2 separate regions of the Homo sapiens genome follow, and region 2 is linked to region 1. A link is a contact called in ENCODE Hi-C or POLR2A ChIA-PET data. All regions are on one chromosome and are shown on one strand. Each heading gives the region's core, a stretch centred on a gene start or an enhancer-like site at or near the end of the contact. The rest is flanking DNA. Distances are from core to core; before and after follow the strand shown.

What was found. Hi-C counts contacts between places; a loop is a spot of excess contacts on that map. ChIA-PET counts read pairs that join two places held with the same protein, here RNA polymerase II (POLR2A).
Region 2: a map of CD14-positive monocyte shows a loop between it and region 1 (4-fold over the local background). The contact joins the promoter of PDIA2 here to the enhancer-like site in region 1. A Hi-C loop is called at or near these places in 1 of 168 maps with a recorded cell type or tissue (CD14-positive monocyte). POLR2A ChIA-PET finds 5 or more read pairs at or near these places in 4 of 52 experiments (GM10248, H1, K562 and 1 more).

Annotation. Positions count from the first base shown.
Region 1 is chr16:203,000-207,649 of GRCh38, forward strand. LUC7L (LUC7 like) reads right to left here. Exons shown (of 10, transcript NM_201412.3): 5 at 3,005-3,148. Among named protein-coding and RNA genes, the nearest start is that of LUC7L, 24 kb to the right of the region's middle. Within about 2 kb of position 2,787, at least 2 of the 41 ENCODE cell types and tissues checked have a DNase peak (open chromatin) inside an H3K27ac peak, as active enhancers do.
Region 2 is chr16:280,943-285,592 of GRCh38, forward strand. PDIA2 (protein disulfide isomerase family A member 2) reads left to right here and starts at 2,222. Exons shown (of 11, transcript NM_006849.4): 1 at 2,222-2,426; 2 at 3,445-3,651; 3 at 3,717-3,850; 4 at 3,936-4,073; 5 at 4,142-4,258; 6 at 4,370-4,495; 7 at 4,564-4,650. The coding sequence starts at 2,228. ARHGDIG (Rho GDP dissociation inhibitor gamma) reads left to right here. Exons shown (of 6, transcript NM_001176.4): 2 at 804-983; 3 at 1,083-1,166; 4 at 1,355-1,431; 5 at 1,525-1,588; 6 at 1,673-2,068. The coding sequence ends at 1,872. RefSeq lists an enhancer at 1-547.

The DNA.
Region 1 (4,650 bases), core at 1,537-4,036:
AATTAGCTGGGCATGGTGGCAGGCACCTGTAATCTCAGCTGCTCAGGAGGCTGAGGCAGGATAATCAGTTGAACCCAGGAGTTGGAGGTTGCAGCGAGCCATCGCACCACCGCACTCCAGCCTGGGCAACAGAGAGAGACTCCGTGTAAAAAAAAAGTATAATAATGTTGAAAGACACAATCTGCCAAAACTCACACAAGAAGAAACAGATGATCTGAATGAATCTGTATATTAATAACCTTCCAAAACAGAAAGCATCAGGTCCAGATGGGTTTACTGGTGAATTCTACCAAAGCATTAGGGAGCAAATCATGCCAATTCTCTACAATCGCTTTCAGAAAATAGAAGCAGAGAGAGTATCTTCTAACTCCTTCTATGGGGACATTACCATAATACCAAAACCAGATAAAGGTATTACAAGAGGCCAGGCATCATGGTGACTCATGACTCTAATCCCAGCACTTTGGGAAGCAGAGCTAGGCAGATCGCTTGAGCCAAGGATTTCAAGACCAGCCTTGACAACATGGCGAAACCCAGTCTCTCCAAAAAATACAAAAAATTAGCTGGGCTTGGTGGCATGTGCCTTCAGTCCTAGCTATTTGAAAGGCTGAGGCGGGAGAATCAAATGAGCCCAGGAGATCAAGCCTTCAGTGAGCCAAGATCGCGCCACTGCACTCCAGCCTGGGTGAGAAAGTGAGACCGTCTCAGGGCGGGGGGCGGGGTGGAGGTGGGGAGGGCTGGGCGCGGTGGCTCACACCTGTAATCCCAGCACTTTGAGAGGCCAAGGCAGGCGGATCATGAGGTCAGGAGATAGAGGCCATCCTGGCTAACACGGTTAAATCATATCTCTACTAAAAACACAAAAAATTAGCCAGGTATGGTGGCACACGCCTATAGTCTCAGCTACTCGGGAGGCTGAGGCAGGAGAATCGCTTGAGCCCGGGAGGCGGAGGTTGCAGTGAGCCGAGATCACGCCACTGCACTCCAGCCTGGGCGAATGAATGAGACTCCATCTCAAAAAAACACAAAAACAAAAACCAAAAAACAAATGACCAATTACACCAGCACCCGCAAGCATGAAATATTTAGGTAGAAATCTAACAAAACATGCATGAGATCTTCACTATGAGAAAAATTACAAGACTCATAAAAGGTATCAAATGGCCTGGCGAAGTGGCTCACGCCTGTGATCCCAGCACTTTGGGAGGCCAAGGCAGACGGATCACCTGAGGTCAGAAGTTTGAGACCAGCTTGGCCAACACGGTGAAACCCCATCCCTACTAGAAATGAAAAAAAAAAAAAAAAATTAGCCATGGGCCGAGCATGGTGGCTCACTCCTGTAATCCCAGCAGTTTGGGAGACCGAGGCGGGTGGACCACGAGGTCAGATTGAGACCATCCTGGCTAACACAGTGAAACCCCATCTCTACTGAAAGTACAAAAAAATTAGCCGGGCGTGGTGGTGGGCGCCTGTAGTCTCAGCTACTCTGGAGGCTGAGGCAGGAGAATGGTGTGAACCGAGGAAGCGGAGCTTGCAGTGAACTGAGATCGCACCACTGCACTCCAGCCTGGGGGACAGAGCGAGACTCCATCTCAAAAAAAAAAAAAAGAGAGAAAATTATAAGGAAGAGAAAATAAAATACATTTATAGTACTGTGCTGTACTGATCACTTCTGTACGTTTACACTGCTCATTTACAAGATGAATTGTCCGTCTGAAATGGTAGCAACTGCAGCTGCAGACCTCAATCTAATGTATACATCAAGCAACTCAACTTTTTCTTGTAATATCATGGCTGTTCTTGCCTTCTTGGGAGCATTTTCAGCATCACTAGTGGCATATGGATCCTATGGCATTACTCAAAGTTTATGGTATTGCACTAAACACGATGAAAAACGCCTAGGAACCCTGTGAGTTCACTTTTTACTGCAGTAGGAATGTACTGGAGAGGTGAACTGCTCCTTCGGAGATGATGAGTGTCACGTGGTGTTTCAAGGGGATACTCACGACCCTTGAGCTCCACACAATGGCAACAGGAAGTGGCATGAATTATTACAGTAGTACAGTACCTATTACAGTTATTCTTAGGCAGCCCTGATTTAATACTGCACCTCTGCACTACGTTTGTTAACATCTCTCTACGGCGAATGCTGTCATGTATGGTCTGTAAGCGTTTGCATGTAGCCTCTTCTTTTTTAGAGACAGGGTCTTGCTATGTTATCCAGGCTGGACTCCAAAAGTCCTAGGATTAAGGGATCCTCTCATCTCAGCCTCCCGAACAGCTGAGACTAAAGCCAAGAGCCACCATAGCTGGCCATATGCTTAAGTTTTGACAAATGTTACCTTTTCATAATAGACTTGTGTATATTTTATGGCAGTAAATAAAAGACTAGTATCCTCATATATTTTATGTATTCATGACATACCTAACATTTTCTGCAGACTTTGGGTGATAATGACAAGTCAACGTAGACCCACTGACTGTGGGCAGATGCTAGGAATGGAGGAGGCTGTCTGAGGAGAGGGTACATGGAGAATCTCTGTACTTTCCTCTCAATTTAGCTATGAAGCTAAAACTGCTTGCAAAAACAGCGTTTATAAATTTTTTTGAGACAGAGTCTCGCTCTGTCGCCCAGGCTGGAGTGCAGTGGCGCAATCTCAGCTCACTGCAAGCTCCGCCTCCCGGGTTCACGCCATTCTCCTTCCTCAGCCTCCGGAGCAGCTGGGACTACAGGTGCCTGGCGCCATGCCCGGCTAATTTTTTTGTATTTTTAGTAGAGACGGGGATTCGCTGTGTTAGCCAGGATGGTCTTATCTCCTGACCTCGTGATCCGCCCGCCTCGGCCTTCCAAAGTGCTGGGATGACAGGCGTGAGCCACTGTGCTGGGCCCAAAATGTATAAATTTTTTAAAAAATGGGAGCAAGCATGGGCTCAATTAATTCCAACGGTCAACGCTGCCAAATTACTAAGATTTCTCTTGCCCTAAGGCACTTATCTCACCAACCTCAGCTTCTTTTTTCTTCGCACGAACTTTTTCCACTTCCATAAGAATCTTCTGGGATTCATCCACATTACCTTCAGCCCCTAGCTGTTCGGCTTTAGCAAGGAGTTTTCCTATTTCTTCATTTAACTCATGTACTTTTTCTGCCTGTGAGGAGAAAGAATGAGGTAAGCAGACATCTGAAAATGAAAGTGAATGCAAAGGCAACAAGGGTTTCTCCTGCTCCATTTCCAGTCTGAAAATAAGTGGAAGAGCTAAAGATCCACACTTAACAATGAAGGCATCCTTACTGCCAGCATTGAGACTGTAACCATAAACGAGTCCTATGTTCCAATGAAACCAGTGGCACCTTTGTCACTTCCGACATGCTTCCAAGGATCATCACAGATTGGTCATTGTCTAGGCTGTCTCTCTTTATGACTTTTTCTTCTGGGTATGGTAATAAAATGCCTAGGTTTAAATGTACAGATTTAAGCTGTAACCAAAATACCTAATTACTAGGATTTACCTTCTGAAACAAAATAGCACCGTTGGTCAAATTAGCAATTGCATAAATCCTAAGAAATGCTTTTACAACACTGAAAAGAAAAAACAAGGAGAGGCTTAGTTCCACTGAAGAGAAAAACAGAAGAGTGATGTAAATGGCACTCAGTCTAATTACATATAAATCTACCTCCTTTTCATTCTATGATATGGATGTACCACAGTTTGACCATTTCCTTACCAATTCTTTCCAGTTTTATGTGGAGATATTAAAGTTTAAAACAACATGCAGAGGCTGGGCATGCTGGCTCACACCTGTAATCCCAGCACTTCGGGAGGACAAGGCGGGAGGATTGCTTAAGCCCAAGAGTTCCAGACCAGCTTGGGCAACAGACTCCATCTTTATTAAAAAAAAAAAAAAAAAAAAAAAAGATGGCTGGGTGCAGTGGCTCATGCCTGTAATCCCAGTACTTTGGGAAAACGAGGCGGGCAGATCACGAGGTCAAGAGATCGAGACCATCCTGGCTAACACAGTGAAACCCCGTCTCTACTAAAAATACAAAAAATTAGCTGGGCGTGGTGGTGGGCACCTGTAGTCCCAGCTACTCAGGAGGCTGAGGCAGGAGAATGGCGTAAACCCAGGAGGCGGAGCTTGCAGTGAGTCGAGATCACGCCACTGCCCTCCAGCCTGGGCGACAGAACAAGACTCTGTCTCTTAAAAAAAAAAAAAAACCGACAATAATTTTTTTTTCTTTTGAGGCAGGGTCTCACTCTGTTATCCAGGCTGAAGCAAAGTAGCATGATCACAGCTCATTGAAGCCTCAATCTCCCCAAGCTCAAGTGATCCTCCCACCTCAGCCTCCTGAGTAACTGGGATACACATGTGCACCACCAAGCCTGGCTAATATATGTATTTTTTGTAGAGATGGGGTTTCTTCATGTTGCTCAGGTCTAAAACTCCTGGGCTCAAGCAGTCTGCCCCCACCTTGGTGTCCCAAAGTGCTGGGACTACAAGCATAAGCCACCAAACTCAGCGAAGAATATATTAAAATTAAAAAATAATGATAAACCATGTACAGAGGACGAAAATGGAGAGAATAAAAAGACAGAGGTAGCAGCTCCTGAGGGATGAGAATTCCATGACACATGAATGCTTGATCACAGCC
Region 2 (4,650 bases), core at 972-3,471, 77 kb after region 1:
GGTCGGCTTGGGAAGCGGCGGCGCTGGGACCCTCTCCCCCTGGACACCGCCGCCTGGAGCCCCTCTGTCTTGGGTGGGGCTGGGGCTGGGGCTCAGGCTCTGTAGGGCGTGTGGTGATCCCCGAGAAGACGGGAGCGAAGTGGGCAGGGACTCAGAAACCCCTGCCCAGGGCACCAGGGAGAGGGGCTTCAGGAGGCCACCAGCCCGGGGCGCCATGGGAGGCGGCGCAGAGCCTGAGCCCAGGGATTTGGAGACAGCCGCCCCCGGCACCCGAGCACCATGGGGAGGAACTCCTAGACTGTGGGAAAGTGTTCAGAGACCCCAGTCCAGAGCAGGGTGGTGGAGGGCCCTAGAGGGTCAGTAGGCTTGGGGGGCCGCCGAGGGCCCTAGAGGGTCAGTAGGTTTGGGGGCCGCCGAGGGCCCTAGAGGGTCAGTAGGTTTGGGGGCCGCCGAGGGCCGCTGCTCTCTAGCAGGTAGCCCCTGACCCTGGGCTGCCCTCATCTGAAGTCTTCGCTCCCCCGCCCTTTGGTCTCCGAGTCAGGGAGGGGGCCCTTGTGGACATCTGGGCCAGAGGAGCTGCAGGCCTGGCGGTCTCTGGAGGCCCCTCCTGAAGGTCTGGGTGCGGTGCGGCACCTCCCCAGGCCGCCCTGCTCTCTCTGCTCGCTCTCTCCCTGAGCCCCCAGAGGCTTCCCTTGAGTCCCTTTGGATAGTGGGAGGTACAGCTGGCCAGAGGGGGCTCCAGCCTGGTGCTCGAATGCCAGGGTCCGCTAGTGGCTGCTGCTCACGCCCCTCCCCACCCCCAGTCCTCCTGGCTGACAAGGAGGGTGGGCCGCCGGCAGTGGACGAGGTGTTGGATGAGGCTGTGCCCGAGTACCGGGCGCCGGGGAGGAAGAGCCTCTTGGAGATCCGGCAGCTGGACCCGGACGACAGGAGCCTGGCCAAGTACAAGCGGGTGCTGCTGGGGCCCCTGCCACCGGCCGTGGGTATGGCAGGGGTCTAGGCTTGGAGGGCTGGGTCTGGGGGGCTGGTGAGGAGCCTGGTGGGGGTGGGGGGCATCCTGCAGACTTCCAGTTTCTCCTCAGACCCAAGCCTGCCCAATGTGCAGGTGACCAGGCTGACACTCCTGTCGGAACAGGCTCCGGGGCCCGTCGTCATGGATCTCACAGGTAACTCGCAGGATGCTGCACCCTGAACACAGGTAGGGCCCTCCCAGGCACGCTTCTGCACCCCTGAGTTCCGAGCCCTGGGCCATCACAGTCGCACACCTCATGGGTACCACACCCTACGTGGGGGCTCCTGGAGCAGGTCTCAGCCTGTAGGGGAGTTCCGACCCTAGCTGAGGTTTCCCCAATAGGGGACCTGGCTGTTCTGAAGGACCAGGTGTTTGTCCTGAAGGAAGGTGTTGATTACAGAGTGAAGATCTCCTTCAAGGTGAGAGCCGGGGCAATGGGCGGAGGGGATGGGGGTGGGGGCAACAGCCAGAGGCCTGGCCCCCAGAGGAACCCCTAATGCCTCTGTTCCCAGGTCCACAGGGAGATTGTCAGCGGCCTCAAGTGTCTGCACCACACCTACCGCCGGGGCCTGCGCGGTGAGGGCAGCGGTGGGGGGAACGGGGCGGGGGGGGGAAGCGGGGGCAGACAGAGGACAGCTCTGATGCCCTCGCCCTCCCTAGTGGACAAGACCGTCTACATGGTGGGCAGCTATGGCCCGAGCGCCCAGGAGTATGAGTTTGTGACTCCGGTGGAGGAAGCGCCGAGGGGTGCGCTGGTGCGGGGCCCCTATCTGGTGGTGTCCCTCTTCACCGACGATGACAGGACGCACCACCTGTCCTGGGAGTGGGGTCTCTGCATCTGCCAGGACTGGAAGGACTGAACCCCCAGTCCGTGTCTCCCCTACCTCCCTCAGTTGTTGCACAGGGACCCCCAAGCATCCCCAGCACCCCCCGTGAGTGACCAGACCCTCCCCTGCTGCCCCTGCTGCCCCTGCTGCCCCTGCTCTGTCCCGGGACCCCCTGGCCTGGCGCTGTCCCCTGAGCTGTCCCATTAAACATGGCCCTGTCTCTCTCGGTGCCCTGGGTGTCGTCTCTTTCTGCCTCCCCTCCCCTGGGGGCCGGGGGCGGCCGCATGGGCCTTGTCTTTGCTGGGACTGGGCCTGTGTGCCACGTGGCAGCTGCTGCTTGGCTTCTGGCCCCCTTATCTGCCCCCGCCCCACGCGCCCTGGCAGCACCATGAGCCGCCAGCTTCTGCCTGTACTGCTGCTGCTGCTGCTCAGGGCTTCGTGCCCATGGGGTCAGGAACAGGGAGCGAGGAGCCCCTCGGAGGAGCCTCCAGAGGAGGAAATCCCCAAGGAGGATGGGATCTTGGTGCTGAGCCGCCACACCCTGGGCCTGGCCCTGCGGGAGCACCCTGCCCTGCTGGTGGAATTCTGTGAGTGCTGGGGCCAGTGGGGCTGGGGACCGGCGGGGGACCGGCAGAGCCCACCTGGGGGCCCCACCCTTTGCCGGCAAATGCAGGGCATGTGCCCAAGAGGGGCCTCCCCGCAGGCACTTGCCCCCACTGTGCCCAGGAGCTCTCTAGGAGGGGCCTGGGGGTCTGGTTGGGGCAGGCAGGAGCAGTGTGGTAGTACTGGGGGTACCCACAGGACTTGAGAACACCTGTGCCTCCCTGCTCGGCCAGCGGCCACGGTGCCAGAGTCACCACCTTGCCGGCCACTCCTCCAGCTGCCAGGGGCATCCCACAGACTCTGCAGAGGCTCGGGCAGTATCCAGGCTTTGGGGGCCCATGGAGGTCCCTGACGTGTGTGCCCTGTGGTCTTTTCGCAACCCTTGACACACATAGGAACTGTTCTTGCCTAGGAGGCCTTCACAGGCAGCCACATGGGCCCGGGAGCCCCAGCCATACAAGGCACGAAAGGGAGGGGTCTTTTTATTTTTATTTTTTGAGATGGAGTTTTGCTTTTGTCGCCCAGGCTGGAGTGCAGTGGCCCTATCTCGGCTCACTGCAACCTCCGCCTCCCAGGTTCAAGCAATTCTCCTGCCTCAGCCTCCCGAGTAGCTGGGATTATAGGCATACGCAACCAATCCCGGCTAATATTTTTTGTATTTTTAGTAGAGATGGGGTTTCTCCATGTTGGTCAGGCTGGTCTCGAACTCCCAACCTCAGGTGATATGCCCGCCTCTGCCTCCCAAAGTGCTGGGATTACTGGCGTGAGCCACTGAGCCTGGCTGTGGGGGGAGGGGGGGTGGTCTTTCAAGCTCTCCCAAGCCTTACTGGTCCCTGTGCTGCAGCCTGGGGGGCCACGAAGAGGCACTGGTGCTCGGCTTGTCCACGGCCAGGGCTCAGGGCAGAATGGAGCAGCACGCTTGTTCCCTGCTGGGTTGTCAGGTGTGGAGAGGGTGCTCCTGGGGTTGTGGTGGCCTGGGGCACTCACGGCCCCATCCCCCAGATGCCCCGTGGTGTGGGCACTGCCAGGCCCTGGCCCCCGAGTACAGCAAGGCAGCTGCCGTGCTCGCGGCCGAGTCAATGGTGGTCACGCTGGCCAAGGTGGATGGGCCCGCGCAGCGCGAGCTGGCTGAGGAGTTTGGTGTGACGGAGTACCCTACGCTCAAGTTCTTCCGCAATGGGAACCGCACGCACCCGGAGGAGTACACAGGTGAGGGGCAGGCCGGTCATTGGGGGGGCGGTGGCCAGGCCGAGGCTGAGGGGGACTCCCTGCAGGACCACGGGACGCTGAGGGCATTGCCGAGTGGCTGCGACGGCGGGTGGGGCCCAGTGCCATGCGGCTGGAGGACGAGGCGGCCGCCCAGGCGCTGATCGGTGGCCGGGACCTAGTGGTCATTGGCTTCTTCCAGGTGAGCCACTGGGCATGGGGGGCCGGGCCATGAGGGCAGTGACTGTGGGTGGGACCGGGTGGCCTCACAGGGCCAGGCCCCTCAGGACCTGCAGGACGAGGACGTGGCCACCTTCTTGGCCTTGGCCCAGGACGCCCTGGACATGACCTTTGGCCTCACAGACCGGCCGCGGCTCTTTCAGCAGTTTGGCCTCACCAAGGACACTGTGGTTCTCTTCAAGAAGGTAGGTCAGGCCCAGGTGTGGGTTGGGGTCCGGCTGCAGCGCCCGCTAACCCACCTGCTGCTGTCCAGTTTGATGAGGGGCGGGCAGACTTCCCCGTGGACGAGGAGCTTGGCCTGGACCTGGGGGATCTGTCGCGCTTCCTGGTCACACACAGCATGCGCCTGGTCACGGAGTTCAACAGCCAGGTGCGTAGGCTGCAGTGCCTGGGCTGGGGGTGTCCCAGGGTAGAGTCGTCCAGGGATGGGGGTGCCTAGGCTGGGGGTCCTGTGGAGTCATGAGCACCCTCCCTACTGTAGACGTCTGCCAAGATCTTCGCGGCCAGGATCCTCAACCACCTGCTGCTGTTTGTCAACCAGACGCTGGCTGCGCACCGGGAGCTCCTAGCGGGCTTTGGGGAGGCAGCTCCCCGCTTCCGGGGGCAGGTACTGGGGGGCTGGGGGAAAGGGGCAGCGGGAGAGTGGCCGGTGCCAGCATGGACTCCCTGCCACAGGTGCTGTTCGTGGTGGTGGACGTGGCGGCCGACAATGAGCACGTGCTGCAGTACTTTGGACTCAAGGCTGAGGCAGCCCCCACTCTG